Regions from separate parts of the Homo sapiens genome. Here region 2 is linked to region 1. Evidence: read pairs that join two places in POLR2A ChIA-PET (ENCODE). Cell type or tissue: A673. All regions are shown on one strand. Links, peaks and the distances in the headings refer to the core of each region. The heading gives the core; the rest is flanking DNA. Region 1 has its middle 61 kb from the start of TOP3B. Region 2 holds the start of LOC101929255 (a long non-coding RNA gene).

The links. ChIA-PET counts read pairs that join two places held together with the same protein. Peaks named below come from ENCODE experiments on the same cell type or tissue, not always from the same donor. Only the 100,000 strongest peaks of a DNase experiment are listed, where the experiment ranks them.
Region 2: POLR2A ChIA-PET joins it to region 1 with 12 read pairs; 2 of 35 experiments call an interaction of 5 or more read pairs at or near these places.

What each region holds. Positions count from the first base shown.
Region 1 is chr22:22,036,373-22,051,717 of GRCh38, reverse strand. It overlaps the pseudogene PRAMENP, IGL and the pseudogene IGLV10-67. Among named protein-coding and RNA genes, the nearest start is that of TOP3B, 61 kb to the right of the region's middle. RefSeq lists an enhancer at 14,259-14,408. In A673, for the core only: no CTCF peak of the experiment used is centred there; no DNase peak of the experiment used is centred there; H3K27me3 peaks cover 429 bases.
Region 2 is chr22:22,403,688-22,419,032 of GRCh38, reverse strand. LOC101929255 (a long non-coding RNA gene) reads left to right here and starts at 9,836. Exons shown (of 3, transcript XR_938052.4): 1 at 9,836-10,808; 2 at 11,431-11,496. It also overlaps IGL, the pseudogene IGLV1-41 and IGLV1-40. RefSeq lists a silencer at 14,158-14,217. In A673, for the core only: a CTCF peak has its summit at 9,538 (motif pointing left); no DNase peak of the experiment used is centred there; H3K27me3 peaks cover 6,499 bases.

The sequences.
Region 1 (15,345 bases), core at 2,333-10,332:
TCACTGGTCATCAGATAAATACAAATCAAAACCACAATGAGATACCATTTCACACCAGTTAGAATGTTGATCATTAAAAAGTTAGGAAACAACAGATGCTGGAGAGGATGTGGAGAAATAGGAACGCTTTTACACTGTTGGTGGGACTGTAAACTAGTTCAACCATTGTGGAAGACAGTGTGGTGATTCCTCAAGGATCTAGAACTAGAAATACCATTTGACTCAGCCATCCCATTACTGGGTATGTACCCAAAGGATTATGAATCATGCTACTATAAAGACACATGCACGTGTGTGTTTATTATGGCACTATTCACAATAGCAAAGACTTGGAACCAACCCAAATGTCCATCACTGATAGACTGGATTAAGAAAATGTGGCATATATGCACCATGGAATACTATGCAGCCATAAAAAAGGATGAGTTCATGTCCTTTGTAGTGACATGGATGAAGCTGGAAGCCATCATTCTAAGCAAACTGTCACAAGGACAGAAAACCAAACACCGCATGTTCTCACTCATAAGTGGGAGTTGAACAAGGAGAACACATGGACACAGGGCAGGGAACATCACACACCAGGGCTTGTTTGGGGGTGGGGGGCTGGGGGAGAGATAGCATTAGGAGAAATACCTAATATAAATGAGGAATTGATGGGTGCAGCAAACCAACATAGCACATGTATACCTATGTAACAAACCTGCACGTTGTGCACATGTACCCTAAAACTTAAAGTATAATAATTTAAAAAAAGGTTAAAGAAAAGAGTTATTGTCCCAGTGAAGTAAAAAAATTACATTTTTTTGAAAGGTATGACAATAAAAGTCTGTAAATTATGTGTGAAAATATTAACAAAATTTGAACTTTTGAAGTGTAATTTTGAGAAGTTTTAAAGAGAAATAGATGTTAAAATTAAAAATCAATGTTTAACTCTTTTATTTAGAGTAAATTAATATTAAGAAAACTGTGTTTGGACATAGAAAATCAAAATATTCAGTTTTGTATTTGTGTATTTTCAATATTAAAGTTTAATATTTAGGAAGACATAATTTTTAAAATTATAGTCCTGTTAATTATACTTAATTTTATTAAATAATTCCCAAATGTATTTTACTATAATTTACATAGAGTAAGATATGTTGGGACATAATTCCCAAATGTATTTTATTATAATTTACATAGACTAAGACTTGTTGGGACATTTTGATTTGTCTTCTTAAAATAGTAAATCATCTTATTTTAGGACAAAAATTATATAAGATTGTTCAATATAAAATTATGTTCTAATGTTTTTTACAAAAAGATATCTATATTTATAATATTTTATATCTCTCTAATTTATTTTATATTGCTTTATAAGTAACCATTATATAACATCTTAACTTGGCAAAATTATTTTAATAAAGCATATATTTTATGACTTTGCTTTTTTAACTTAAAAACATATATTTAGTATTTTTATTTTTGTCTTATTTTATATATTGAATTATATATTAATTAGAATTTTTAATTATTTTAACAATAATTTTTACTCAAAACCTAGGATGTAAGAAACTTTGAATTGTCTCTCATAAATTCATCTTTTATACATGAGAACTATTTTAATATTTTTATAACTATATCCAAAATATATATTTTTAATTTTAAATGACCTACACTTTTTTAAGAGTACCTATTATTTAATTTATTTTTTAAGATTTTAAATTATACAAAAAGTTTAGATAGAAGTGTTTACTTCATTTATATTCATCTAATTTAGTTACTTAAAAATTTATTTAGATTATATGTGAAAACTGAGACACAAGAAAATTATTTTTATTTCTCTAAATCATTTTTTCTTAGTAATATTAGTAGTTGGTATATGCAGTTGTTTACCTAAGTAAGATCCTTAAAGTGAAAAATATGCAAAATTTATCTATAACTTAGAAGACACAGCTATTTTATTAAACTAGCAATATTAAATTAATTTTATTTATTGAAAAACTGTATAAAGAATATTTTGTTTTTGGCTGGGTTTGTGGTTTACAACTTTCGTGCCAAATCCTTACACCTTAGTCTACTTAGCAGAGACAAATATAAAATCATCTGTCCAGTAAACCCAGGGGGAAATGTGTGTTAATAATTTTGAATTTTTTGTTTGATTAATAATTAATATTTAGATAAGTGTTGCACAGCACATCTTTATAACATATTCTTGCATAACTAAAACTTTACACCTGTTGACCAGCAACTCCCCATTTCCTCCTCCCCTCAGCTCCTGGCAGCCACCATTCTGCTCTGTGTCTCTGGAATTTGTATATTTGAGCACATTATGACTTCAGACTGAAAATTCAGCAAGACTCAATACCACGTTAAATATAAAATTGCCATAAAGCAGAAAGAGTGGTCTTAGACACTCTCATTACTTGCAGCTTCTTGGGAAATTTTTTGAGATGATGCTCTTCTCTAGGGCTCTGGAGCCTTTGAAGAATGGAAGAGGAGCTCACTGAGACAAATAGGTAGTACAAGAAGGAGGTAACAAGGCTCAGGGCAGAAAAGAGCACAGCAGTTCCCAGGAGGGCAGGAACTGGGAGGGGGCATTACAGATGAGGAGAGGGGTGGTATGGGGGAGCCCCAGCAGGACATGGGACATAATGAGGGCGAGGGAAATCACAAGGCTGAGAATGAATTTGAAATATATTTAGGAAACACAATATATAGGATGAGTAAGTTAAGTAATAAGAAAAAAATATATACCAATATGAACAATGTGTTAAGAAAGCGGACACCAGGGGGATTGATGAATATACTTTCCTGCCCTGGAGTACTCAGGAAAAAAACGGCATACCTTTTTTTGGATAGCAAAATGTTTAATTCAAATATTTTACATTTATCTTTAAGAATTTGTGTTTGAGAATAATTAGCTCTTGCCATTCTACTACTCTGTATGTATGTGGGTTATCATTCTTGTGTCTTTCTTCTGCTTGAATAAATAAAAAGCAAGAACAAAAACCAATTATGCTTAAAATCATCACTTAAAGTAAATAAGTTGTAAAAATTCCACAAATGGCACAGGAGTGAACCTATGCTTCTAATCAGTTGTCTAACTTGTATATCCACAGCTCAGGAGAATTATTTTGTCAATTCTGTGTGTTTTAATGTTTATTATGGTGACAGCTTAATTAAATATTTGCCAATGAATAAAATGAAACATCATGCAATCTCCGTAGTCTACTAAATGTTCACAGTATTGCATCAAATCAAATTATGTATATATATTTATATTAATATATTATATGTAATATAGATTAATTATTGTATATTATATACTTATATAATATGTAAGTGTTATATATTATATACTTATATAATATGTAAGTGTTATATATTATATATTTATTATATATTAATATTAGTATATGATATAATGTAATTAATATATATTATATATATTTATAGATAGATGTTAATTTTGTCATTGTGGCTCCCCACATTCACTTATAATTTCCATAGCACTCAGTACTGGCTAGGCTTGGATGCAGTGAGAAATTGACAGAAATCTTGGTGACTCACAACGAATGTATATTTCTCACTCCTCCACCATTCCCATCTCTGATTGAAATGCTTGGGGCTTCAGTTCACTTCACCTTCATCCCAGGATGCAGGATGGTTGAGAGAATTCTGTGAGAACACTGTGGGTGTTACGTCAGAGATGATAGAACTTGACAAAGCACAGGCTAATCTTACATCTACTGCTCAGAAATTACACCTCTCATTTCTGTTCATCTTATTGGCCAATACTAGTTACATTATCACTCCTCCGTTCTGTAGGAAGAAGGGGCCGAGGTAATACTCCCACAGAGAATAGTGTTCCAGACTGTGAAGAGAACTTGAGTGTTACTATATCCCCATTACAGGTAATGAAGAAACTGGCCTAAGGAAGTGTTAAATAGATTGTCACAGACTGTGCTCTGCAGTAGAACTTTATGCCATGGTGGAGATGCCCTGTGTCTGAACTCTCCAGCATGAGAGCCATGGATGGAGAGCATGAGTCCAGGAGGCAGGTGAAATGAAGCTGGTGTGGCTGAGGAATATTTTTTAAAGTTTATTTAGTTTTAATTAATTAACTTTGAAATATACATATCAACATGCAGTTCATGGGGACTGTACTGGGTGGAGCAAGCCCAAAAACACAAATGGCAGCTGGTAAAATTTGCATCCAGCGCTAGGGCTAAAAAAAGGACTTCACTGACTGCTCAGTTCTGAGGCTGCTCTTGTCTACTGTCGTCTACCCATTCTAAAATGTAAACTCCACACATACGAGGCCTTGTCATAATTTTGTACACCATGCTTGAAAAGCAACCCCTAAGAGGATAAGTAGAGAAGAATGTGTTATGTTTTAGGTGTTTTACCTAAAAATTTGAATTAGCAATTATGCACACAGTTTGGTCAAATGTTTCACTCCACACTCTGGTCAGCAAGAGATGCTGTACATTGGGTAGCAGGTTTTCTGAACTAATGGTGTTCAGAGGATTATTCATCTGTCAACATAACCTTTGGAGTTGTATCCCACACATTTGTTTAAGAGGAAATTTGGAACTATCGAGATATAATGCATGTAGCCTTATATTCAGTGGAATGGGATAAGGAGGGTTCAACACAAAAGGCTGCCCAATACGTGAAACCATGTCCTTTTAATCCAGTGGTTCTCAGACAAGGGTGATTCTGCAGTGCTGTCTCCCTAGGATATTTTGCAATGTCTACATTTTTTGCTTGTTTGTTAGAATTTGGGAATTAGGGTGCTATAGGCATCTGATGTGTGAGTCCCAATAATCTTATAAATGTCCAACCATGAACAGAACAGCCCCCCTCACACAATGAATGACCCAGTGCACAATGTTAAAATGACAATGTTCAGAAGCCATGTTTTAAACTAAATATTCTTCATAAAGTAATTTCACAGGGACCAGAAAAACCATCCATGAAGACAAGAAAGAAAAAGTTGTGTATTTTGGAAAGAAAATAGAGAGACACATAAACAGAAAATTTGAATTCAAACATTCAAACAGGGGACAGGAAAAAGCAACCCATGCTGGTGGGGAGAGGCTGATGGCAGACTCAGGGTGAGGGCGCTCTGGGGAGTTTTCCTGTCACTGCCCAATGGGCCTGCAGCACTGTGAGATTGTAGCTTTCATCATGAGACTGACAGGAGAAGTCAGCCTCATCTCCAATCCGCAGCCCAGAGACGGTCAGGGAGGCAGAGTTGGGGGAGCTGTCCATGGAGCCAGAGAACTGATCAGAACTAGGTAAGTGACATGAATATTTGACATAAGACATGAGAATGGAAAGTAAACAGGAGAGTTGAATTTAAAAGCGTTTTGGAGAGAGAATCCACATGGCTGGTGACCAGTTGGATCACTGGGTAGGGTAGAGAAAAGAGTCCAAATAAATTGGAGGTTTCTCATTTTGTGGACCAGTTGTGCAGGCTGCTCTTAACTTTGGTAGGAGATTTTAAATAGAACCTAATTATGACACATTGGTAAGAGTTTATTTTCCTATTTCAGAAAGGCAAGCACCAGGCAATGAAGCAGGTGCGGCTATGACAGTGAAGCTTTGCCACCTATTATCACAGACACACAGTCACACACGGTGGACTCTGTCCATGTGATGAGTTGTCAGACTGAAATGCAGTGAGGGATCCCCGGCTACCTATGGGGGCCACAGAAGAGACATAAAAACCTTTTTAAGTGAGAAAGTCCTCATTAAATTATTGAAGGTTTTATGCAATTCTTTGTGCAATATATATTTATAAAGAACATACTAACATCAGCTTGGTGCCAAATAACAATGTCATCTGAAGAGCCGGGAGGGAACCCCACACTCTGGTGTGCTCACTTCAGTGGTTCTGTTAGGGATGAGGATGGTGAGCCTGCTTTTAGCTTTCCTGTTTCCCAGGGTTTTCCCCTGGGAGATGGCGTCAACACCACCTGCTACTACTAACACAAGTAGTCAGCCAGCAGGCTCCTCTCTGCTGGCTACTTCACACTTTCCCCTCTAGCCTCTGGCACCTCTTTCCACATATTCCTTCTATTGTCCCTGATTTATCTTGTCAATGACATCAGAAGATAACTCAACAAGCTTTTCTACCCACTCTGAGCTTTTCGAGTGTTGAAGGTGAGGGGCCACAATTTAATCAACTCTAGGTATTCACATTTCCTTTGTTTTATTTTATTTTATTTTATTTTAGGCTGAGCCTCACTCTGTCACCCAGGCCAAAGTGCAATAGTGTGATCTTGGCTCACTGCAACCTCCGCCTCCTGGGTTCAAGTGATTCTCCTCCCTTAGCCTCCTGAGTAGCTGGGACTACAAGCATGCACCACCACACCTGGCTAATTTTTGTATATTTAGTAGAGATGGGGTTTCTCCATGTTGGCCAGGCTGGTGTCGAGCTCCTGACCTCAGGTGATCCGCCCACCTCGGCCTCCCAAAGTGCTGGGATTACAGGGTTGAGCCACCATGCCCGGCCCACATTTCCTTTATATTGCACCTGGCATTCACAATTATGTCCTCTAATCTTTTACCTATTAGATTGCTCTCAAATACTTGTATTTTATTTCATTGATTAATCTTCTCCTTACAGAACAATTTTCCACTTACTATGCTTATAGGATGCATTAGGTATTAACTTCACAGTAAGAATCAGAGTTTCTTAAGAAGTGTAACTTTTCTAATAAAGTATATTTTAATTGTTGGTAAAAGTCTAAAATCTCACATGCCAAATAAACAAATAGGGGTCTCTGCAAAGAGAAAAAGGCCCTTTGATCAATGTGTTTCTATGTTGTGGTTGTATGGGGGTCATCTAAATGATGGGTGAAGATGGGGTTGGGGTTGCTACTCACTTCATTGGAGGAGCGGGCAGAAACCTGCCTCTGCATTGCAGTTGCATAGGACACAGTGCTCTCTCCTGGGTTGTATATTAACAAGTCAATGTCCCTGGAGCCATGTGGGGGGCAAAGATGTGGGGGGCTTTGGTCCGCCATTAGAAATGTGGTGCTGTCACACATGCATTTTTATCTCGATGGAAAACTATCTTTAAACCAGATATTTTCCCCAAAATATCAAAAATCATTTTCAACTACAAGCTAACGCTCCCACTTCATTTGTTCTTTCCAGATACTGCCTGAGGTATGTCAGAGGATAAGGAAAGGGCACAACAAGAGCACACACATGGGATCATTGTCTTGTGTGGGTGTTGGGGGCAAACAGGGACGTGGGGCCCAGGAAGCCTCAACTAAGTGTGAGGAACAAGTCTGGGTCTGTAGAAGGAATAAAGAGAGCTCTGTGACAGAGGGAAAGGGGATTCTAATGAGAGGACAGGCATGGGCCCAGGTCATAAGAAGGTGGGATAAGCTTGAGGTGACCCTGCTGAACACACACTCAAAGGCAGACCACCGGAACCTCTGAGCATTTAGTCCAGCATCTCCAAATAAAAGAGAAGGAAAATCTGGGAAAATAAATATTTCCTTAGTTTACCCTTGCATTCATTTTTACTACTGATTAATGCATGTGTATGTTCATGTAAGTATCTAGCCACAAATATATTCACAACAATGTTTCCTATAAATATTCATTAATACTGCAGATTTAGTTATTTTAACTTATGATATTATTTTTAATAGTTTTGAATAGCACACACTTTGTCACGTGGAAACCAGCCCTTGTCATTTTTGGTTTAGTTTAAACAGTGCTCTATGACGCCCCCGCATACCGAGTGAAGCTAGGGGAGCTCCTGAGTTTTCGTCTCACTTCCCCTGAGGCGCTGTGTGAGCACTGAGGCTGCTGTCCCAGGCTGAGCAGTAATAGGCAGGCTTGTCCTTGGTCTGGAGGCCAGAGATGGTCAGAGATGCCATGTTCCTAACCGGGAGCCAGGGAATCTCTCTGAGATCCCTGAGAGTTGGCTGTTTTTCCTGTTGATCAGGTGTTTGGGGGCATGGCCCTGGTGCTGCTGCGGCCAGACAGCTCCATCTTTGCCAACATTGTTGCTGTCCCCAGTGCAGGTGAGTGTGGTTGTCTATCCCAAGCCCTTGGATACAGAGAGCTGCTGAGTCTGCCCTGCCTGGGCCACAGACACTGCAGGGGGACAGAGAGGGCCATGAGAGCAGGTTTACAACCCAGTGAGCCAGAGAGTGAGGGGGTATGGAGCAGAGCTGGGTGTGGATCCCCCGACATAAGGTTCTTTCTCACCTGAATAGTGAGGGTGGAGATGGAGGAGAGGAGCCCAGAGCATAGTGCAGATTTCCAGCTTCCTGGAGCACTGCTTTGGAAACTGAGCTCCTCTAAGTACCTTTGTATCTCCCAAAAACGTCGTAAGGTAGAGTCACTGTATTCACATAAGACCTTGCTATGTGTCTCTTACTTGTCCACCCTGATCTGGGTACTCACAGGTCAGAAGGAGAAAAGATAAAGAGGAGATGAGCTGACCCAGTGGGTGGAGGTGGCCTGGCTCATTATGACTCTGGGTCGGGGCAGGTCAGTGTTGCATCCCAAACCTAGTCCAGTGAGCTGATGGCTGAACTCCCTTGGAGGCCCTGAGTGGTTTTCATTTGGGCAGGATCATCTCAGTGATGATCCTCACTGTCCTCAGACCCAAAATATTTCCTGCCTCTCTGCCACATCCGGGCATTTCAATGAGAGGAGCATCGGTTGTCCTGATCCTCTTTTCTGAAGCTGTTCATGAGGTTGGAGAGGAATCCAGGGTAGCTGGGAATTCTAAACAAAGCACTCATCAGGCTTAGCGATGCCCTTCTTACTAACAAAACGTTTGTCTTTCAGCTGTATCACCACATACATTGTGATTTCACTTAAGTCATCTATTAATATTCATTTTCTGTTTTAATTTTTTTATGAAAGCAATGCTCACAGGGTTGAATCGCATTCATTTTATTGGCACTCATATCTTCAGCTACTGAAATAACTCTCTATTGTTTTAAATTATCTTTTAACCTTCGTATGTGTTTCCATCTTTTTCAGAGGCTCTTACATAAGTGTATATAATGTGCTTCCAGTCTAACTTTCAAATAGCTCATGGTATAAACTTAAAAAAAATTATAGTGCATGTTCATATTTTAAAATAATTTATTTCTTTAGCTCTTGGCTTTTTAATTTTATTTATATATTTATTGCCTTTGAAACTCATAATAATACTTTTATTTTATTACTTCCAACTAGTTAGCATTCCATCAGCTAACTGCAGGTTATAAATTCCCCTTGTGTTTGACAACTAGCTTGTTTTTTATACTTTTCCCCTAGTAAGGACCTTCTCATAAACATTTCCTTGTGTCTCTGTACAGAGTGGACTTGGTGCAAGACAGATGCTCACCCTCTTAAGGTATCTTCGTGCTGAGGGACTTTGCTCAAAATAGCTGAATTTGTTTTTACAACCTGCTGTGAGTGAGAGTTTGGGATTCCCCACATCCTCACTGGCATCTTTTTTTTTTATTTAAATTTGCAATATCATTTAACAGCTTTCCACCCTCAGTGGCTTCATGTCTTACTCAGAAGTATGCCCACAGGAATCAAAGGTCACTCAAATCCCACATTATCTACCTCTTCTCTCTCTTTTATCTTTCTGGCCCAGGCTCTAACACTCTAAACTTTCTTTTCTTGGTTTCTCTACAAAAGGGCTTCTCACTCCCTTCTTGCTCTTTTCTTACTCTCTTTGCTTTTTGCAAGGCCTGGAAAGCTCCCCATGCACAGACATGCTTGGCTCATTCCACAATTTCTACTTGAAGATCTTATTCCCTTCTCTTTGTCTCTGGTGGAATTTAACATATTTTGATGTCACATTTATCTGCTCTCATTTTGAGACCCGTGAATGGCTTGTTTGTGTCCTTTGAACATTTTTACTGGGTTTCCTTTTTTTCTGTCTTCGCTCATTTCAAAGTTGTCTTCTGGATGCAAACAGCAATACTTTGTCCTTGCCAATGTCTTTCCACTCTTGCATATCCTTCTCTCTTTTTACCAACTGTGGTCCTCTTTGGGAAAAAAAAAGCTTCAAATAATTGCAACCAAATACTTCAAATTTTCTTTTATGAATTGACTTTTGGGTTTATTTAAGAAGTACTTTCTCATATGAAATAAAAATAATATTTCTATTTTTCCAAACTAAAGTTTTTAAACTTTTTCTTTTCTAAATTATATTTTAAATCTGTTTGGATTTTTTAATAAAAGTATGAATTAGGTACTCTACTTAATTTTATGAACAGAGTTAGCCATATTTCCAAGGTCACATAAAAAATCATCAGTCCTATCTACTCTAATTTTTAAGAGAATTATGTAAATGTCAAGATCTCAATCATGCATGATTTTAGCTAATATTGCTTGGTCAAATAACTCAATATCTGGTATCACTTCCATTACAAATTTTTGGTAAATAATCTTAGGTAATTTTTATCTCAATTTTCAATTTGAGTTTTAAAATAAGTTAAGCAGTTTCCTAAAATATTACTGAAATTTTAATTACACTTATATTAATTTGATGGATTAATCCTAGGACACTGCCATCTTTACAATACTGATTTATACAATCCATGACATAGTATAACTCTTATAGTGTATTGGTATTTTGTATTTTTTAACATTGTTTATTATTTTCTCCTATTAACCCCTTATACATTCATTGTCACATCATTTAAATACATTTTTATAATTTTTAGTTAATATGCATTATCTGTGTTGTACTTTTTAGAATAAAAAAGAAAAGTTCAGCAGCAAGGCCTCTATTCCATGACCATAATCCCATAGTGCTGCTTTTGTTGGGGCTTCAGGAGTCAGTAGTGAAAGGGAGAGTGACAGATGAGAAAATAGAATTAGTTAAATCTGAGTTCCTTTTCCAGTCGCTAGAGACACATGTGAGACCCAAGGATGCTGTGCCAGCTCAAGGGTGGTCTCCATGTCTTTCTTGCTTTCTGATGTGGCTGGAATTAGCCTCCCTCCATCCACACCATTATCTTTCTGAACAGGTTCTGCAACTCCAGGGACAGGACATGTATTACCCAAACCAGTCTGACAGTTCACCCCAGTCACCACGATGGTGTCAGGGGACATGGTGTGACTGATCTGGTCAAGTTGTCCTGAAGGCCAGAATTCCTGATCAGTGGGTCAGGGATGGCAGGTCTCGATCATTCTGGGGGGATTGTGTGCAAATTGAAATCCTGGGACTGAGGAGGTAATTTGCTCCCATGTGAGCATTCATCCAGGGGCAAGAAACGGTCATGAAGAAAGAATATCTCAAAGAAGTCTAAGAGGGAGATTCCTCTCTTGCCATCTTGAATGAAAAAGTCTCTTTGATACCTTTGACAAAGGCTAACAGGCAGTTTGATATTTCCGTTGGAGTAATGAGCTCAGGGCCTCCCCCAGCCCCCTTGCCCATGAAGGCTCCTTCTGCAGCGTGACTCAATACCATCCTGTCCATGTCCTAAGGCCAGCCTTGAGCCCTCTCCCCTCACCCAGGCTTCAGTCCCTCCTCCCCACAAACATATGCTGGGTATAAACAGTCTCCCCCAGTGACCCTAGTTGGACCCACAGCCATCATGCTTCCCACCTCCTTGTCCATCTTGTCTGAGGCATCTGGACTTTTCTTCACAAACTTAGCTCAGATCCTCTGTCTTCCTTGTCCAACCCTCTGATGGCTCCTCTACCACCATTACTGAGCTCTCCTCTCCTCTCCTCACTAAGTGATGACATCTTATTGTATTGATATTATTACTCAATTGTCTCATCTCTTCCACCAGATGGTGTCTGGTCCATGAGGACAGGGACACTTCCTGTCTTGTCCACCCTGTTTCTTGAGCCCCTAGACCTAAGGCTGGCACATAGTAGGTGCTAATTGAATGGTGTGGATGGACAGACGTCTGGCAGTTGAGGCTCTTTGGTCAGACACAGTGGGTGCTGTGTTCCTGGTCCTGTCCTGATCCATGATGGACTTGGTTCCCAGGGAAGCCTGACCCTGGTATTGAGGAATTGATATGGCTTGGCTCTGTGTCCCCACCCAAATCTCATGCTGAGGAGGGGCTGGTAGGAGGTGATTGGATCGTGGGGGCAGATTTCTTTCTTGCTGTTCTTAAGATTCACTATCATGAGTGAGTTCTTGTGAGTTCTGGTTGTTTAAAAGTGCGTAGTATTTCCCCTTCTCTCTCTCTCCTGCTCTGCCATATCAAGATGTACTTGCTCCCCTCGTCCTTCCTCCATGATTGTAAGTTTCCTGAGGCCTCCAATTCATGCTTCCTGTACAGCCTGCAGAACTGTGAGTCAATTAAAGACTGTGAGCCTTTCTTCATAAATTACCCTGTCTCAGGTAGTTCTTTATAGCAATGTGAGAATGGACTAATATAGATATTTATTTCAATATATGACAGTATGACAATTTATTATTGCCAAGGGTTGGATATGGGGGTAGAATTGAGAGAGGACTGGGAAACATTATTTAGACCATGTTTGCTTCAGTGCTTCTCATACTCCACATTTTGTCCACCAAAAAAAATCACAGTTAAGCACTTATTTGGTGAATGGGTTGGGGGCTGCACAGGGAAACTCTGTCACTGGAAAGACAGCATATCTTTGTCTTCCTTCCCCGGTGGCCTACAGTTCTGTGTGAGCATTAATGCTTGTGTGCCAAGATAAAGAAAAATAGTCAGCCTTATCCCCAGACTGGAGCCCAGAAATGCTCAGCGAAGCCTGTGAACCAGGACAGAACCCTGAAGGCCAATGGCTGTTTTCACAAATGAGGAGCTATGGAGCCATTCCTGGGAGCTGCTAGTACTCATTAACATGAAAACCACCCCCAGTGCTGGTGGCACTTCCAGTGCAGGAGATAGTGACCCTCTATCTTGGGGCCCCTGCCACTGATGGAGGTTGAGTCAGCACAGACTTGGCCCAGGACCCTGGAAGTGGAAGAGACACAGAAGTGGTGATACTGTTCTAGAGACAAGATGAGAAAGCAGAGTCCCTTGGGCTTCCCAGGGCTCCTCCCCTGGGCCTGTGTCTAGTCACCTGTACAGTGAGTGAGGAGTATGAGGAGGAGAGGGGACCAGTCCATGGTGGAGATTGGCCTGATTCCTGCCTTCTGTGCCTACAGCTACCGCAGAGCTTCTCCCAATCTTTCTCCCTCTCTTTATACTCTTTGAGGAAAAAAATCCACCTATGCAAGTGACAACCTCTCAGCTTTTTGATCCCACTCTGTGTTTGGGTCAGGATCAGGGCCCTGTGCCTTTGGGGATCAGGGGAATGAGCAGGAGTGGAGCTGTGTTGTCCCAGGGGTTTGGAAGTTCACAGCTGTGAGGACTTAGCAGAGGGCAGGAGTCAGAATAGGTGGATGATGCCAGCTCTGAGCACACACACACCCTTCAGGAATGGACCCCAAACACTCTCTGTTGTCCAGCCCCAGACACACTACTGGCTGATATGCTAACCATTCAAGTTTAATACCATCATGGAAGTAAAATAAATTGTAAGATTTATTTTTCAGAAACACAGTAGTCTAGGTAATTTTTGTAAAGATAATATATATTGCAACAAAATAATTGAAGCTCTCTGAGTCCAATTTCAAATATGATAGAGATCTCAAGTATGACACTGAAGGAGAAAATATAATTGACTAATATCCTATGGCTCTTGGTGTTTATTTATGTGAGGCAGAATGCAGTGGAGAAACCCTGTGAGCAGTCTGTGCAGTGACTCAGTCTGATAAGAGAGCAGAATCCACTGAATACATGTTGTCCCTTCATTCTGTGCCTCCCATAATGCATTGTGCCACACCAGCCTATTGTGACTCTCAGCGGGGACTCATGAATTCAATACCATGTCTTCTGTCTGCATTGGGTGAAAAACCTGTAGGTTTGTCTGTAGAGTGGGACACTGGATCATTGGATTTCACAGCCAGGCAGGGGAGCTGGACTAAGTTATTCTTACTGTCTCTCAATCAACACACTTCAGTCTCCTCAGATTCTGGTTTTTCGTGTTTGTTTGTTTTGGTATTGAGATAGGATTACTTTTATCTTACACTCATGAGATTGAAAAAATAACAAACATTATTTGTTTAAAATGTAAATTATTTTCACTGTCTCCAGCTAGGGTACTGTCAGGCTAGATAATACACCATTTTTTTGTTGAAAGAAAGTAAGGAAGGCCTTCTGTCCTGCATTGTTCCATCACCACTAACATCATTGTGAAGAGGTCACCAGGGGACAATGTGAAACTTCTGAGGTCAGCAAGGCCTGAAGCAAACTCAAATGGTTCCTATTTCAACAAAGTTGGACTCTTGCTTACAGGCCTGTGCACATGGTGGAGCAGGTGCTTCCTCCCCAGGGGCAAACTCAGAACTCACAGCCACCCTACACCTCCCCTTTAGAGAGGAGCTGTTCTCTGGGATGAAGACTCAGAAATGTATGCCTATGATGGTGGTAAAAAGAATCAGGTTTGAATAATGGACCAGACAAGCACTGACATTTTACCAAAAAATTTGAGGGAGATAAAAAGAACATTGCGGTGTCCAGCCTCAGTTTGAAGACCCAGGGGTTCCTGCAACATCCACACCATGGCCTGGACTCCTCCCTTCCTCCTACTCTTCCCTCTTCTCTCACACAGCTCAGGTTCATGGAGATCTGGGTGGGGCTGGGCAGATGAGGGACCAGAAGGCCACTCGAGAGGGGGTGTTCTAGGCTGACCAGTCTCTAAAGGAAGAAGGTGCATCACCAAGTACATGTGCCCCTTGAGCCTCAGTGGGCTCATCTAGAAAATGGGTTTTTCTCTCAGCAGAGCCCATCTAGATGGGTGGGGGCTCAGTGGGGTGAAACCTCACCCCTGGATCGCAAAAAAGGGCAACATGGAGAGAGGCGCCTGAGAGATGCCAGAACCAACTCTGACCATCTGGCCCTCAACTCATCGCCTTGTAGATGCTGCCTGTTGGCCAGGCCTGGTTAATTGTTTTCCTTCTTCTCTGCCTTGAATAAACAGGGATTCCCAAGGCTGAGCAGAGCCTCACAAACAGGATGAGGCTACTAATGTACCTTCCCTGCCCATGGGTGCTCTCCCTGTTAGGTTCCCCTTCAGCTCTCAGGCTGAGGGCAGAGACAAGAGCAGGTTCACAGCTGACTCTTCCAGTTCAGCCCCATCCTGAGTCCAGTACAATGTGGCCAGTGTGGTGAGAGGCAGTTCTTCAATTGTCAAATAGTTATTGAGTGCCTACCTTCTCCTGGGCACAGAGTTTAGTGTTGGGAATGCCATGATGATATAGACAGCCTCATTCCTGCTTCATGCTGACCCTAATGGGAGCACAAGGATGGGAGGCCACAGGGGACCTCCCTTCCT
Region 2 (15,345 bases), core at 3,079-11,078, 370 kb before region 1:
TTCTTTTAAGATTCAGTTGTGGCTCTCCCATTTGTGTCTTTGATTCACTTCCAGATTGCATGTGGATATCCAGTTTTCTCAACAGCATTTGTTAAAAAGACTGTTCTTTCCCTCACGAATGGTCTTGGCAAGCTTGTTGAAAATCATTTGACCATATAACTGAGAGTTTTCTCCAAGGCACTCAATTCTATTCTATTTGTCTGTATGTCTGTCTATATGTACCACTCTGTTTTGATTAGTGTATCTTTTTAGTATGCTTTGGAATCAGGAAGTGTCAGGATTCCAACAACGTTCTTCTTTTACAAGATTATTTTGGCTATTTTGGGTATCTGGATTTTAGAATTATATCCATTCTTGTACCAAGTAGTATTGGAATTTTGATAAAGATTGTGATGACTCTATAGTATATTTTATTTTGGTTTCTACTGGTATCTTAACAATATTGAGTTTTCCAATACATAATCAAAAACGTCTTTCCATTTATTTGTGTATTCTTCAATTTCTTTTAGCAATGTTTTATTGTTTTCAATGTGCAAGTGTTTTACCTTCTTAAGTTTATTCTTAAGTATTTTACATTTATTTATTTATTTGGGACAGAGTCTCACTGTGTCACCTAGGTTAGAGTGCAGTGGCACCATCTCCTCTCACTGCAAACTCTGTCTCCTGGGTTCAAGTGATTATTGTGCCTCAGCCTCATGAGTAGCTGCAATCACTGAGTGTGCCACCCACCCAGCTAATTTTTTTTAATCTTTTTTTAGTAGAGACAGGGTTTCACCATATTGGCCAGGCTGGTCTCTAACAACTCCTGACCTCAGATGATCCCCCGTCTCAGCCTCCCAAAGTGCTGGGATTATGGGCACCAGATACCGTGCCAGCCGCATTTTACTCATTCTAATGACGAAATTTGAATTGTTTTCTTTTTTTTTTAATGTATAAGAATGTTCATAGTAGTTTTATTCCTAATAGCCAAAAAAATAAACTGGAAATAATCCACATGTTCCTCAACTGGCGAATGGTTAAACAAGCTTGATACAACCGTACCATGAAACATTACTCAGCAATAAAAAGAAACAAACTATATAATTGATACAACGCAACTCAGATATATCTCAAGGAAATTGTGCTCCGTGAAAAAAGCCAATGCTGAAAGGCTGCATAATATATGATTCCATTGTTATAATATTCTTTTTTTTTTTTCTGTAAGTTATTGGGAAGATGGTGTTTGGTTACATGAGTAAGTTCTTTAGGGGTGATTTGTGAGATCCCGGTGCAGCCATCACCTGAGCAGTATACACTGTACCATGTTTGTTGTCTTTTACTCCTCGCCCCTCTCCCACTCTTCCCCCCAAGTTATTTCTCATTTTGGTAGGCTCTGTCAGAGGAGAGGTCTAGGGCTAAAGGCTGGTAAGATTTTTTTTGTTCCATGGGGTGTTCCCTTGATGTAGCACTCTCCCCCTTTTCCTGTGGATGTCTTCCTGCGAGCTGAACTGCAGTGATTTTTGTTTCTCTTCTGGGTCTAGCCACCCAGCAAGTCTACCCGGCTCTGGGCTGGTACTGGGGGTTTCTGCACAGAGTCCTGTGATGTGAACTATCCATGGGCCTCTCAGCCATGGATACTAGTGCCATGGATACTAGAGCCAGGAGGCCTCTCACCCGATTCGAATTGTTGCAAAGTTCAGCTAGGGAAGTCCTTCTTCCCGTGGAGTTTTACCCGCTGCTTGTCTGTCCTCCTTCCTGATGTATTCCTGTGGTGCCAGAAAGGAATGGGTTGCTTGGGGATTCAGCAAGTTCCCAGGGCCTCCCCGCTACCTCCTACACCTGTGTATTTCACTGAGCTTGGCTGTCTAACTTAACTCCGTTCCAGGTAAAGTTGAGAACTTCTCCTGCTAACAGACTTTCACATTCTTCAGTAGGGGTGTGTGTTTGGGAGAGGAGGGTCTCCTTTTCCCACTTCCGCAGTTGAGGCACTCACAGTATTTGCGGTGTCTCCCGGGTCCTGCGGGTGCAGTCCCCTTCCTTCAGAGGGTCTGTGGGTCCTCTTGAATTGTTTTCTTAATTTCATTTTGGGTGGTGTCCTGTTTGGTTAAGTATAGAAATACAAGTGACTTTCCTTCCTTTTTATTTTTTTATTTTTGGTAGAGACAGGTTCTTGCTTTGTTGCTCATGCTGTTCTTGAACTGTTGACCCCAAGCAATTCTCCCACCTCAGCCTCCCTAGTGTTGGGATTATAGGCGTCAGCCACCATGCCTAGCCATGAGATGTTCTTAAGTGGTGATTTTGTATCCTGAAACATTACCAAATTCACTTAATCATTCTTTCAGAATTATTTTCTGGGTCTTTTAATGGCGTTCTACATATGACATTATGTCATCTGAAAACAGAGATAATTTTATACTTTTATTTCTAGTTTTTATTCTGTTTATTTCTTTTTCTAGGCTAAATGCTCTGCCTAGGTCTTCCAATAATATTTGGAATTGAAGATGTGAAAGTATGCATCCTTGGTTTGTTCCTGATATTACAGAAAATGTCTCTGGTTGTTCAGATTTTATGTGATGTAAACTATGGGAGTTTCATAGATGGTCTTTACTATGTTGAGGTAGTTTCCTTCTATTTATAGTTCATCGAGTGTTTTTGTCATGAAAGGGTGTGGAATTTTGTGAAATAATTTTCTGTAGCCAAGGTCTTACTGCTTTGCATCTGGATGAGCCACTCTGCTCTACATCAACCCATACCATGTCTATTACATGCCTGGCTTTCCAGAGGAAGGGATACCTTGTGTTCTCCAGGGGCCACTCCACCAGACCCACAACAGTAGTAACCTGCATGAGGTGAGAGGGGAACAGAAGAGGCCCTCTGTAGATGTTGACTGGGATGGAGGTATCCCTGCCACCCTGGACTCAGACATGGGCAACGTGTTTAGGGACAATAGGGGAATGGACTAGAACCAGAAGCAATAGAATGAGGGGACTGGCTCAGTGTCCTGTGGGTAATTTGGGGTGACAGTTACAGAGAGTCACCCCATTTGTCCCAGAGTTGGTGGCTGTGTTGATGAATCTCTCAAAAAAGTCAGTTCCTTTCTCACTCTGACCACTACCTGCTGATAGCCCCTCTTCCTTTAGATTGATCAGGCATTCATCAGGCATTGATCCTTTATGCCCCACAAATGTAGGAGACCAGCTGGACTTCTATGAATGGCCCTGAAGTTTCTATTAATGGGTTTTAGATGAAGGAAAGGGGGTGAAATGGTTCTTTCATGCAAATCAGCCCCCTCCTCATAACTCCCAAGCCCTTAGTAGAACCTCACCCCAGAGAGTCATCTGAATACATTTCCCAGGTGGGATGGAGAAGGCCAGTCTGGCTACAGCCAGCTTTCCTGTGAGGACACAGCCACTGATCCAGTGGGCAGATGAAACAAGGTCACAGCAGGGGTGGACTTCCCAGCTGTTATCATCTGCAGACTGCTCCAGGACAAGCCCAAAGCACTCAGCGCTACCTCAGTCCCAGACCCATTGAGTCCTTCAGTTTCTCCATGCCTTTGTCTATTTCCTTTTTCACCAAAGATAGAACGTGAAGGCCCTTGTTAAGATGCATCTGCACTTATTGTTCTGAACACAATTCCTGTACCATGACATGCCTGTCTGGTCCACTCTGCTAATTTTAGTAAAGTCCTGGGATCTTGGCCTCACTGAAGGAGATTCCCTGACAAGCATCAGAGCCCTGAAGTTTCATCTGTCATGGGACAGAAGGAGAGCCCCTCTGAGCTCTTCTAATCTTACATGTTATTTATGCTCTCCTGGCTGAAGCCATTCTGTGTAGGGACTAAAGAGCCCTTTTGCATCTGGTTGTGACAGGACATGCGGTCCCAGGTCCAGAACTCAGGCTGCAGCAATTTCTGGGGAGGCCCTGAGTCTGCAAACTTAAAGGATAATAGAAAGAATTAGGGAAGTGAGTGGGGATCATTGACTGGGGATCATATCACATGTATTTAGTGCCAACTGACATGTTCACTTGAGGGTAGCTCTCTTAGAGAAGCTCTGTCTTTGACGTTAAGCACCTAGACCTGGCATCAGGAAGGGCAGGCCTGCCACAGCTCTGCCTCTTTCAAGCTGCGAACCCTGTGTGGAGTTTCCCGATAAAATGCAGGGCACCCAGTTGTTTGTATTACAATTGAACAATACTGTGTGGGTGATACACATACAGATTCTTTATCATTGTTTTTACTGAATTCAAATTTAACTGACCTCCAGTGTTTATATCACATTGGTGCACAAGTCCTTGTGGGTTTTGCCATTACTTTTATTTGTAAAACCTGCAATTACTTGTGCACCAATTTAATATTTGATAAATTTTAGAACCTTACCTCCAGGCCACAAAGCATTACCTCTTCAATCACGGTCTACTGCCTGAAAAGCAATAATAAAGCTATTGTCAGGATTAAATGAGGTCACATCCTCAGGAATTAAAAAGCTGTTGATTGATAGTAAGATTGCAATTGTTCTAAATCTTAATGCAACCTGTCAAAAGCTCTGGGATACAGCAAAAGTGGTGCTTAAAGGACAGTTTATAGCATTAAATACCTACATCAAAAAGTCTGAAAGAGCACAAGTAGAAAATCTAAGGTCACCCCTCACAGAACTGGAGAAACCACAACAATCCAAACCCAAACCCAGGAAAAGAAAAGAAATAATGAAGATCAGAGCAGAACTAAATGAAGTCAAAACAAAAAAAAATACAAAAGATAAATGAAACAAAAAGCTGGTTCTTTGAAAAGATAAATAAAATTGGCAGACCATTAACGAGATTAACCAAGAAAAGAAGAGAGAAGACCCACATAAGCTCAATTAGAAATGAAACGGGAGATATTACTATTGATACCACAGAAATACAAAAGATCATTAAAGGCTACTATGAACTCTTTTATGTACATAAACTAGAAATCTTAAAGGAGATGGATGAACTCCTGGAAATATACAACACTACTAGGTTAAACCAGGAAGATGTAGAAACTCTGAACAGACCAATAACAAGCAGCTAGATTGAAATGGTAATAAAAAAAATTGCAAACAACAAAAAATCCAGGACCAGATGGATTCACAGCTGAATTCTATTAGATATTCAAAGAAGAACTGGTACCAATCCTTCTGACTCTATTCAACAGCATAGAGAAAATGGGAATCCTTTCTAAATCATTCTGTGAAGACAGTATCATTCTGATACCAAAACCAGGGAGGACATAACAAAAATAAACTACAGACCAATATTTCTGATGAATCTAGATGCAAAAATCCTCAACAAAATACTAGCTACCCAAATCCAACAGCTGTCTTAAAGATAATCTACCATGATCAAATTGCTTTTATACCAGAAATGCAGAGATGGTTTAACATCCACAAGTTGATAAATGTGATACACCATATAAACAGAATTAAAACACAAAATCACATGATTATCTTAATAGATGCAGAAAAGGCATCTAACGAAATCCAGCATCCTTTATGATTCAAACTTGGCAAAATCAGCATAGAAGGGACCATACCTTATGGCAACAAAAGCCATCTATGGCAAACCCACAGCCAACATTATACTCAATGGGGAAAAGTTAAAAGCATTTCCCCTGAGAAATGGAACAACAAAAGGATGCCCACTTTCACCACTTCTATTCAACGTAGTACTGGAAGTCTTAGCCAGAGCAATCAGACAAGAGAAAGAAATCAGGGATATCCAAACTGATAAGGAGGAAGTCAAACTGTCACTGTTTGCTGATAATATGATTGTATACATAGAAAACCCTGAAGACTCACCCCAAATGCTTCTAGCACTAGTGAAAGTATTCAGCAAGTTTTAGGATACAAAATTAAAGGACACAAATCAGTAGCAGTGCTATACAACGACAGCAACCAAGCTGAGAATCAAAGCAAGAACTCAACCCCTTTTACAATAGCTGCCAAAAAACTAAAATACTTAGAAATATACCTAACCAAGAAAGTGAAAGACCTCTACCAGGAAAGCTGCAAAACACTGCTGAAAGAAGTCACAGATGACACAAATGGAAATACATTTTATGCTCATGGATGTATAGAATGAATATTGTGAAAATGACCATACTGCCAAAACAATCTACAAGTTTAATACAATTTCCATCAAAATACCACCATCATTCTTCACAGAACTTCATAGAACTAAAATTCATATGAAACCAAGAAAGAGCCCCGGTAGCCAAAACAAGTCTACACAAAAATAACAAATCTGGAAGCATCACATTACCTGACTTCAAACTATGCTATAAAGCCATAATGACCAAAACAGCATGGTACTGGTATAAAAATAGGCACATAGACCGATGTAACAGAATAGAGAATGCAGAAATGAAGCAAAATACTTAGAGTTAACTGATCTTTGACAAAGCAAACAAAAACATAAAGTGGGAAAAGGAGACGCTATTCAACAAATGGTGCTGAGATAATAGGCAAGTCACACGTAGAAGAATGAAAATGGATCTTCATCTCTCATCTTATACAAAACTAACACAAGATTGGTCAAAGACTTAAATCTAAGACATGAAACCTTAGAAATTCTAGAAGAAATTGGCTTAAGCAAAGACTTTATAACCAAGAATCCAAAATGAAATGCATTAAAAACGAAGATAAATAGATGGGACTGAATTAAATGAAATAGCCTCTGCACAGCAAAATAAACAGTCAGCAGAGTTAACTGACAACCCACAGAGTGAAAGAAAATCTTCCCAATCTATACATCTAATAAAGTATTAATATCCAGAATCTACAAAGAACTCAAACTAATCAGCAAGAAAAAAACAAACAATCTCATCAAAAAGTGGGCTAAAGACATGAATAGACAATTCTCAAAAGAAGATATACAAATGGCTAACAAGCATATGGCAAAATGCTCAAGATCACTAACGATTAGAGAAATGAAAATCAAAGTCACAATGCAATACCACCTTACTCCCTCAAGAATGGGCATAATAAAAAAATTAAAATAATTGATGCTGGCATGGATGTGGTGAAAAGGGAACCCTTTTACACTGTTGGTGGGAATGTAAACTAGTACAACCACTATGGAAAAGAGTGTGGAGATTCATTAAAGAACTGGATCTACCATTTGATCCAGCAATCTCACTACTAGGTATCTACCAAGAGGAAAAGAAGTCATTACATGAAAAAATTACTTGAACACTCATGTTTATAGCAGCACAATTTGCAATTGCAAAAACATAGAACCAACCCAAATGCCCATCAATCAATGAGTGGATGAAGCAAATGTGGTATATATATATATATATATATATATATATATATGTAGACTGCTACTCAGCCTTAAAAAGGAATGAAATAATGGCATTAACAGAAACCCGGATGGAATGGAGACTATCATTATAAGTGAATTCACTCAGGAATAAAAGGGCAAACATCATATGTTTTCACTCATAAATGGGAGCTAAGCTATGAGGACACAAAGGCATAAGAATGATACAACGGACTTTGGGGACTCAGGAGAAAGGGTGGGATGGGGTGAGGGATAAAAGACTACACATTGGGTACAGTGTTCCCTGCTTGGGTGATGAGTGCACCAAAATCCCAGAAATCACCACTAACAAACTTATTTATGTAACAAAACAACATCTGTTTCCCAAAAACCTATTGAAATAAAAAAATTTTAAAAAACACTAAAAACCTTAAAAGCCAACATAAAATAATAAATAGAAAAACTTTAAAAAGATAAGAAATTCTCCCATTATAGAAAGAATTAGAGGGAAGAGATGAAGAAGCAAGAATCCTGAGAAGCCCTCACTGACTCCTGTCACCTTAGATGAACATCACCCGTAGAGTTTGATTTGATGGACAATGAATTCAAACTTTAAAATAAATAAGTAAATAAATAGAATCAGAAGAGAATGTCCTAGACCCTCAAAGGTTGTAATGAGCCCTCTGTAGAATGGGATGCAATTCAGCAACAGCAGGGAGAATCTGAAAAGAAGTGTGCAGAGTGAAAGAAGCTCGAACAAATGGGAAGATAGTGTTTGATAACACTAGTAAGTTTCAGAAAATGGAAACCATACAGTAGTGGCAAAGGCAGATTCCTGGCTGCCCAGGAGGGCATTCGGGGAGTGAAGGAGATGACAAAGCATCATGAAGGGCTGCTGGGGTTAGTCAGAGGTTGCATAGCTCAGTGGTGGTGATATTTTCAAAGATCCAGAAAAATGCCAAAATGGGCCGAATTTAATGCTATAAATTCAGCTGGTTTATTAGGTGTGCATTTTTCCTTCATGAAAGGAGTTTTGTTAAAAAAAAAAAAAAAGAATAGGCCTGGGAGAAAAGAAACACAGGGACTCACATTGAGGAGCAGGGAGAGGAAGACACCACTCCGGAAACTCCTGGAATTGGGGAAAGGAGAATAATGAATACATGGGTTCCCTATCAGAGGTGGGTCTGAGGTGACACAACTGGATCTGCCACCTGAGTCCAGAACTTCAGTGTAGAGACTTTGTGTCCCAAGTTAAGGGAGAGGGATATTCTGCTTCCTGGATTCCCTGTTCCTGACTCTGAGGACAGAAGGGGAGGAGGAGCCTCCACTCCCAGGCAGGGCCCTGGATGCCCCTGGGACCATGAGGGAAGCAGCAGCCGCAGAAGCCACAGGCCAGGCCTGAGCAGCAGCTGCCGGGGCTCACCCTCCTGGCAGAGGAGGAAGTGGGTTCTTGTCTCAGTTCCCCCCGGGCCTGGAGCACTGTGGAACCACTCAGGCTGCTGTCATAGGACTGGCAGTAATAATCAGCCTCATCCTCAGCCTGGAGCCCAGTGATGGCCAGGGAGGCTGAGGTGCCAGACTTGGAGCCAGAGAATCGGTCAGGGACCCCTGAGGGCCGATTGCTGTTACCATAGATGAGGAGTTTGGGGGCTGTTCCTGGAAGCTGCTGGTACCAGTGTACATCATAACCTGCCCCGATGTTGGAGCTGCTCCCAGTGCAGGAGATGGTGACCCTCTGCCCTGGGGCCCCAGACACTGAGGGCGGCTGCGTCAGCACAGACTGGGCCCAGGACCCTGGAAGTGGGAGAGACACAGGCATCATTATTCGGCTTCTAGAGACAACAGGAGAAAGCAAGAATCCATAGGCTTCCCAGGGCCCCTCCCCTGGACCTGTATCCAGTCACCTGTGCAGTGAGCGAGGAGAGTGAGGAGGAGAGGAGACCAGGCCATGCTGGAGATTGTCCTGAGTGCTGCCTCTTGTGCCCACAGCTGAAGCAGAGCCTCCCCAAATCTCTCCCTGCCCCTCTTCATACTCTGAGAGTGGGAGGGTCCATCCATGCAAATCAGACCCCCAGCTTTCTAATCCCACCCTGGGCCCTGGGTCAGGTCCCTATGCCTGAGGATGTCAGGGGGTGGCAGGGGTGGGGCTGTGTGGTCCCACGGGTGTAAAGGACGCAGCTGTGAGCCCTGAGCAGAGGACACTAGGCAGGACAGGTGGCTGGTTCTGCTCTGATCAACCTCAGTCTTCTCAGGAATGATCCCCAAGTGCCCTCTAGTGTCCAGACCGAGACAAACCATGGTATGACAAGGTGACCAGAGCCTCTAGAGACCCCACTGCCTCCGCACTGTTCTGTCCACTGCCCCCTGTCAGGGCCAGGCCAGGTGGTGCCTGTGTCTTCTCCCTGTGACCTCAGTCCTCCCACTTTACTGGGCTCCTCGGGAGTGAATCTGTCCGTGGCGCTCTCACTGTTTATTGTAGAGGACTCAGGTGGTGACTACACAATGTCCTCATAGGTCACAATCAAACCCAGAGCAGGGACCGACTTTCATGGACTCACGTTCCCATTTGTGGGGACACCGGGTCCTCTCATGTGGCTCCTCCCTGGTGGCCAGGGCTCTCCTTCCTCTGTGGATCCTGCAGCGCTGAATAGAAGGGAAGCTCTTCCCTCTAGGAGGCCCAGGGCACATTCCCAGAGGGTTATTCTGGTCAATCTTCATTCTCTACTTCCCCTGAATTGCAGTCATAGTCATCTGGATCTTGTGACCGGGCTGAGCTGTGTCTCACATACAGGACAAGGCTGCTCATGGCCCTCTCCCTGCCCAGGAATGCTCTTCCTGGTGGATGCCCCATCAGCTCTTAGGGTGAGGGCAGAGCGAGGAGCAGGTCCACAGCTACCTCTCCCAGTTCAGCCCCATCCTGGGTCCAGTATAATGTGTCCCATGTGATAAGAGGTAGGTCTCTGTCAAGTAGTTGCTGAGCACGTATCTTTTGCTGGGCATAGAGCTCAGCTCTGGAAATGCCATAATCCCTACCTAATGCCATAATCCCTACCTAGACAGCCTAATCCCTACCTTTTGCAGCTAACCCTGATGAAAACACAGGCATAGGAAGGGCACAGGAGTCCACTCTTCCACCCCCTTAATCCCTGGGGCAGAGACCAGAGAAGTCCCTGCTGCACTCCAGGGTCTGAGAAGAGACTTCGACTTGGTGGCATCACAGGGGAAGAAGGAAGAAGGGACTACAGGAGAACCAAGGGCATATGGGCATGACCTGAAGATTCCTGGTGTTCAGGTGAAGATGTAAGGAAGTCCACGAAGTAGATACAGATGAATAAGATTAGATAAATTACAGGATCTAGGAGAAGTGGACTGCCGGGAAGGAGAGATTGGATTGAGAAAGACACCCTGGCAGGGCAAGTCCTCAGAAATCCAAGAAGATGTACTTTTGTTCCCCAAGTCCAGGAGCTTGTTGACTGGTTGGGCCTGATCTGCTGGGGCTACTGGAGAGGAAGGCAGGGAGGAGCCACGTGTCAGCAGGAGAGGTGAGGAGAGGGGGAGAACATGAGCAGAAGAAGAGGAGATGCCACTTTAGGACAGCCTGGATGGGAGGTGTGCGATGGGAATGTCCACATGTACAGATATATTTCTAGATATTTCATATAAATGGGATCATGTTAATTTTTAGATTGTTGTGAGAGAAGAAGACAAATTCAAACTATCTTGCTATTATTCTAAAAGGCGGTGTATCTTCAGCAAAGAAAATTTGCTTCACAGGTGCTATCCTGGTGGACTGTAAGCACTGGGTTTTACAAAGGCTTTTTTACATTTCTTTTACCATCATACTGCTTTTTTTTCCAGAAATATATATACCAATTAAAATTGATGACATAAGTTAAGATTACATTTTTGTGAAAGTTATGCACTTATCTTTTTGAAACGTATACTCTGAACCTTTCAGAGGTTATTCATTGAGAAGACCAAGAACATTCACTACCTAATGTATTCATGCTGTTGTTTCTGAGGAGTAAACTCTTGAAGCTCTGGAATTAATTTTCTTAGATCTTGGAGTAATTCCTAAGGGGTAATGAAACTTTTCTTTGCTAACCCTGTATTTATCTAAGGAACCCTCTCATTTCTTTTTTTTTTTGTGACAATGGCCTGTAGATACAGGGTTGGCATCATTAGCTCCTGAGTGGAAAATGGACCATGACAAGGAATGAGAGCAGAAGAGTGAGTATAGAATTTTGGTAATCAAATAGCTCTAGACCTGAGGAAATAACATGAAATTATTTGGTAGAGGTGGCACTTTCTAGAGGGACACAGAGAAGGAGAATCTAAGGTTTGAGAAATCTAGGAGAGTTCAGTTAGGCTTTAATCATCGGCTTTGTGTCCTGAAGGGGCAGGGTCACAGCTGAATCAAAGCCAGGTTGCTGCTGATCCAAGACCCTGTGACCAGGACTGAGGTAAGACTCTCAGCAGTGACACGGCTGACCTGGCGGAGCAGTCGCCTTGAGATGAGAGCAGAAGGAGGCTCCCTACACAGTGCATGGACAGAAAGGGAGGTGCAGGTGCTGTCCCCTGAGTCTGGTCCTTACTTGAAAGAGGGGCAGATGGAGGACAGGTGCCGAGGTGATGGTGATCAGTGGCTTCTAGTGTGGCTTCTTGAACTTCTTTCCCTTTTTTTTCTCCTCTGAGCTTAGGAGGCCAACATGAGGGTGTTTATCTGCTTCCTGTCTCTCTGGAGGCTACCTGATTCTCCTATCAATGCCTTCTTGATGAGCATGGATGTGTCTTGGCCCAGAATTGATGTGCAAAAAGAATATCAGAAAGGCCAGAGAGCCCACGATGGAGATTTGTGGGTCAGAGTCTCTCTTGCCTGTGTCCCAGCCCAGCTGTCAGTTTTCGCAAGACAACACCCATCACGAACTGAAGTTGAGGGTGGAGGGTAGAGTGATTCACACACTGGGGCTACTTAGGCAGAGCTCCTGGTCTTTTTCCTCTTCCTGTCATGTCTAGACCCCAGATCTCCCAGCCATGAGTTCAGCATATAAGTGTCCCCAGCTGCAATGTTTGGGACAGGCAGTGTGTGGCCCAAACCCATAAGATATGCTCCCTGGTCCCCATGATGCTGTCATGGGAGATGGCATGAACGATTTCGTCTGGTTGTCCTGAAGGCTGAGATTCCTCACCAGTGGGTCAGGGAGGGCAGATCTTTCTCATTCTGGAACTTTTTTTTTAGTGAGGATGTCATATGTAAAACTGGAGAGTCATTTTGTTTCCAAATAGGAATTCAGCCAGGGGACAGGAGAGGTTATGGAGAACAAACATCTTATATATCTCAGAGATAAGTTTTCCTCTCCCCGTTGCCATGTGGAGAGGAAAAAGTCCTGTGACACCTTTGAACAAGTCTGGGGAGCTGTTGTCTAAGTTTTCATTGTGACAATGAGCTCGAGCCTTCCTGCAGCCCCCTTGCACTTGAAGGACCCCCCAGCAGTGTGATCACTGTGCCCCACTCAGGTCCTAAGGCCAGCCTTGAGCATCTCCCCTCACCCAGGCTTCAGTACCTCCTCCCCAGACACTGGTGCTGAATCTCACCACTCACTCCCGGTGACTAGAGCTGGTCCCATGGCCTTCATACTGCCTACCTCCTTGTCCATCTTCTCTGAAGCATCTGGAGTTTTCCTCACAAACTTACCTCAGATTCTGTGTCCTCTTTGTCCAACCCTCTAATGGCTCCTCTACCCTCCCCCACACAAGCTCTCCTCTCCTCACTGTGCGATGCCACCTTATCACATCAATATTCTAACTTGATTCTCTTTTCCACAAGTCGGTGTCAGCTAGGATATTCCAGGCTTATCAATCAGCCTTTATCCATTTTGGTATCAGTGCTGGGCTCTGCTACGAGAGCATAAGTCTTAGATGTCAGAGTCTGGGAGCTTCAGTACAATCAAATTCCCATGAAAGCCCCCAGTTCTATTGGCCTGAGAGGGAGGCTCAGCCTCCCCTCAATGCCTGAGTGGGCAATAATCCTCTACGAATTCTTATCTGAGGAAAGGAACCTCTTCAGACTTTTTTTTTATCCTATTCTTACTGAAACTGAAACTCAAGAAGAAATGAGTAGATGGCTCAGGAGATCTGGTCCACCATCTGAGCCTCAGTTTATGCCACCCCTCCTCACTTTAGTAAGAGGGTCCTCACTATTTTCTGGTCCCAGACACCTCCACCACCTCCCTCCACCATCTGGGGGGACTGGCTGGCTCCACTGCCTGGTATAATGCCTGGACCTTCCCTTGCCTTCTGTGGCTGCCTCCTCTTTATTTCTGTGGAAGGAGGAAGCCAAGGGGAGGCTGGTTGAGAGGAGAGAGGGGAGCCTTGGGGAGGCTTCTGATTTCTAACTCTTTCTTCTCCTCATTGTTTCACTGAGAGGTGATGAGCAGTTTGCAAGGGGTGGGGTTGGTGCCCTCTAACCCAGTCCTGGGCACATAGAAATAAATGTTTCTACAGATTCAGAGACAGCCCTTACAGAGTTTGGAAACAATGCCTGGGATGGAGGCCCTGGGTTGAGCAAGGTCCTCAAGTAGCCCTGAGCCCTCACCTGGCCACAGCTACAGTGAGGAGAGTGATGGGAGGAGGGTGACGGAAGGAGTCCAGGTCTTCGGGAGCACCTCTGCTCCCTCAGGCCTCTAGTGAAGCTCAATGGCCCACACTTCCTCACTCCGTCCCCACACCATGGGCAGGCACAGGAAGGACTGTGAAGACACAGTTGGACCTGCCACCTCAGCCCACGATTTCAGTGCAGAGACCCTGTGTCCCAAGCTGAGGAGCAGGATATTCTGTCTCCTGGGGTCCCTGTTCCTGACTCTGAGGACAAAAGTGGTGGAGCCTCCACTCCTAGGCAAGGCCCTGGATGCCCCGAGGCCCATGGGGGAAGCTACAGCAGCAGAAGCTACAGGTCAGGTGTGAGCAGCAGCTGCAGGCACTCACCCTCCTGGCGGAGGAGGAAGAGGGTTCTTGTCTCAGTTCCCCATTGGCCTGGAGCACTGTGCAAGCTCTCAGGCTGGTATCCCATGCTAAGCAGTAATAATCGGCCTAGTCCTCAGGCCAGAGGCCAGTGATGCCCAGGGTGGCTGAGGTGCCAGACTTGGAGCCAGAGAATCGGTCAGGAATCCCTGAGGGTCGCTTATTATTTTCATAGATGAGGAGTTTGGGGGCTGTTCCTGGGAGCTGCTGGTACCAGGATACCGCATAATTCCCCATGTCGGAGCTGCTTCCAGAGCAGGAGATGGTGACCTTCTGTCCTGGGGCCGCAGACACTGAAGGCGGCTGCGTCAACACAGACTGGGCCCAGGACCGTGGAAGCAGGAGAGACACAGACACGGTGATTCTTGGTCTAGAGAGAGAAGGAGAAAGCAGGGCCTCATGGGCTTCCTGGACCCCTCCCCTGACCCTGTGTCTGGGCACCTGTGCAGTGAATGAGAAGGGTGAGGAGGAGAGGGGAGCAGGTCATGATGAAGATTGTCCCGAGTCCTGCCTTCTGTGCTCACAGCTGAAGCAGAGCTTCCCCAAGTCTCTCCCTGCCCCTCTTTATACTCTGAGAGAAGGAGGGTCCATCCATGCAAATCAGACCCTCCAGCTTTCTGATCCCACCTTGGGCCCTGGGTCAGGCTCCTCTGCCTGAGGATGTCAGAGAGTGCCAGGGGTGGGGCTATGTGGTCCCAGGGGGTGCAGAGTTGACATCTGTAAGCCCTAAGCATAGGGCACCAAGCAGGACAGGTGGCGCTGGTCCTGCTCTCATCACACCCAGTCTTCTCAGTAATGGTACGCAGGCATCCCCTGGTGTCCATTTTGGTCATGTACACCACCATTGTATAACAAGGTGACCAGAGCCTCTCAGAGACACCCCTCACTCCCCGTTGTTCTGTCCATGGCCCCCTCCATCAGGGCCAGGCCAGGCAGCCCCCTGAGTCATTTTTTTCGTGAGCTCAGGGCAGACTTCACATTCTACTGGGTTCCTCAGGGGTGAATCTGTCCATGTCTCCTTGGCTGTTCACTGTATAGGACTCAGGTGGTGACTACACA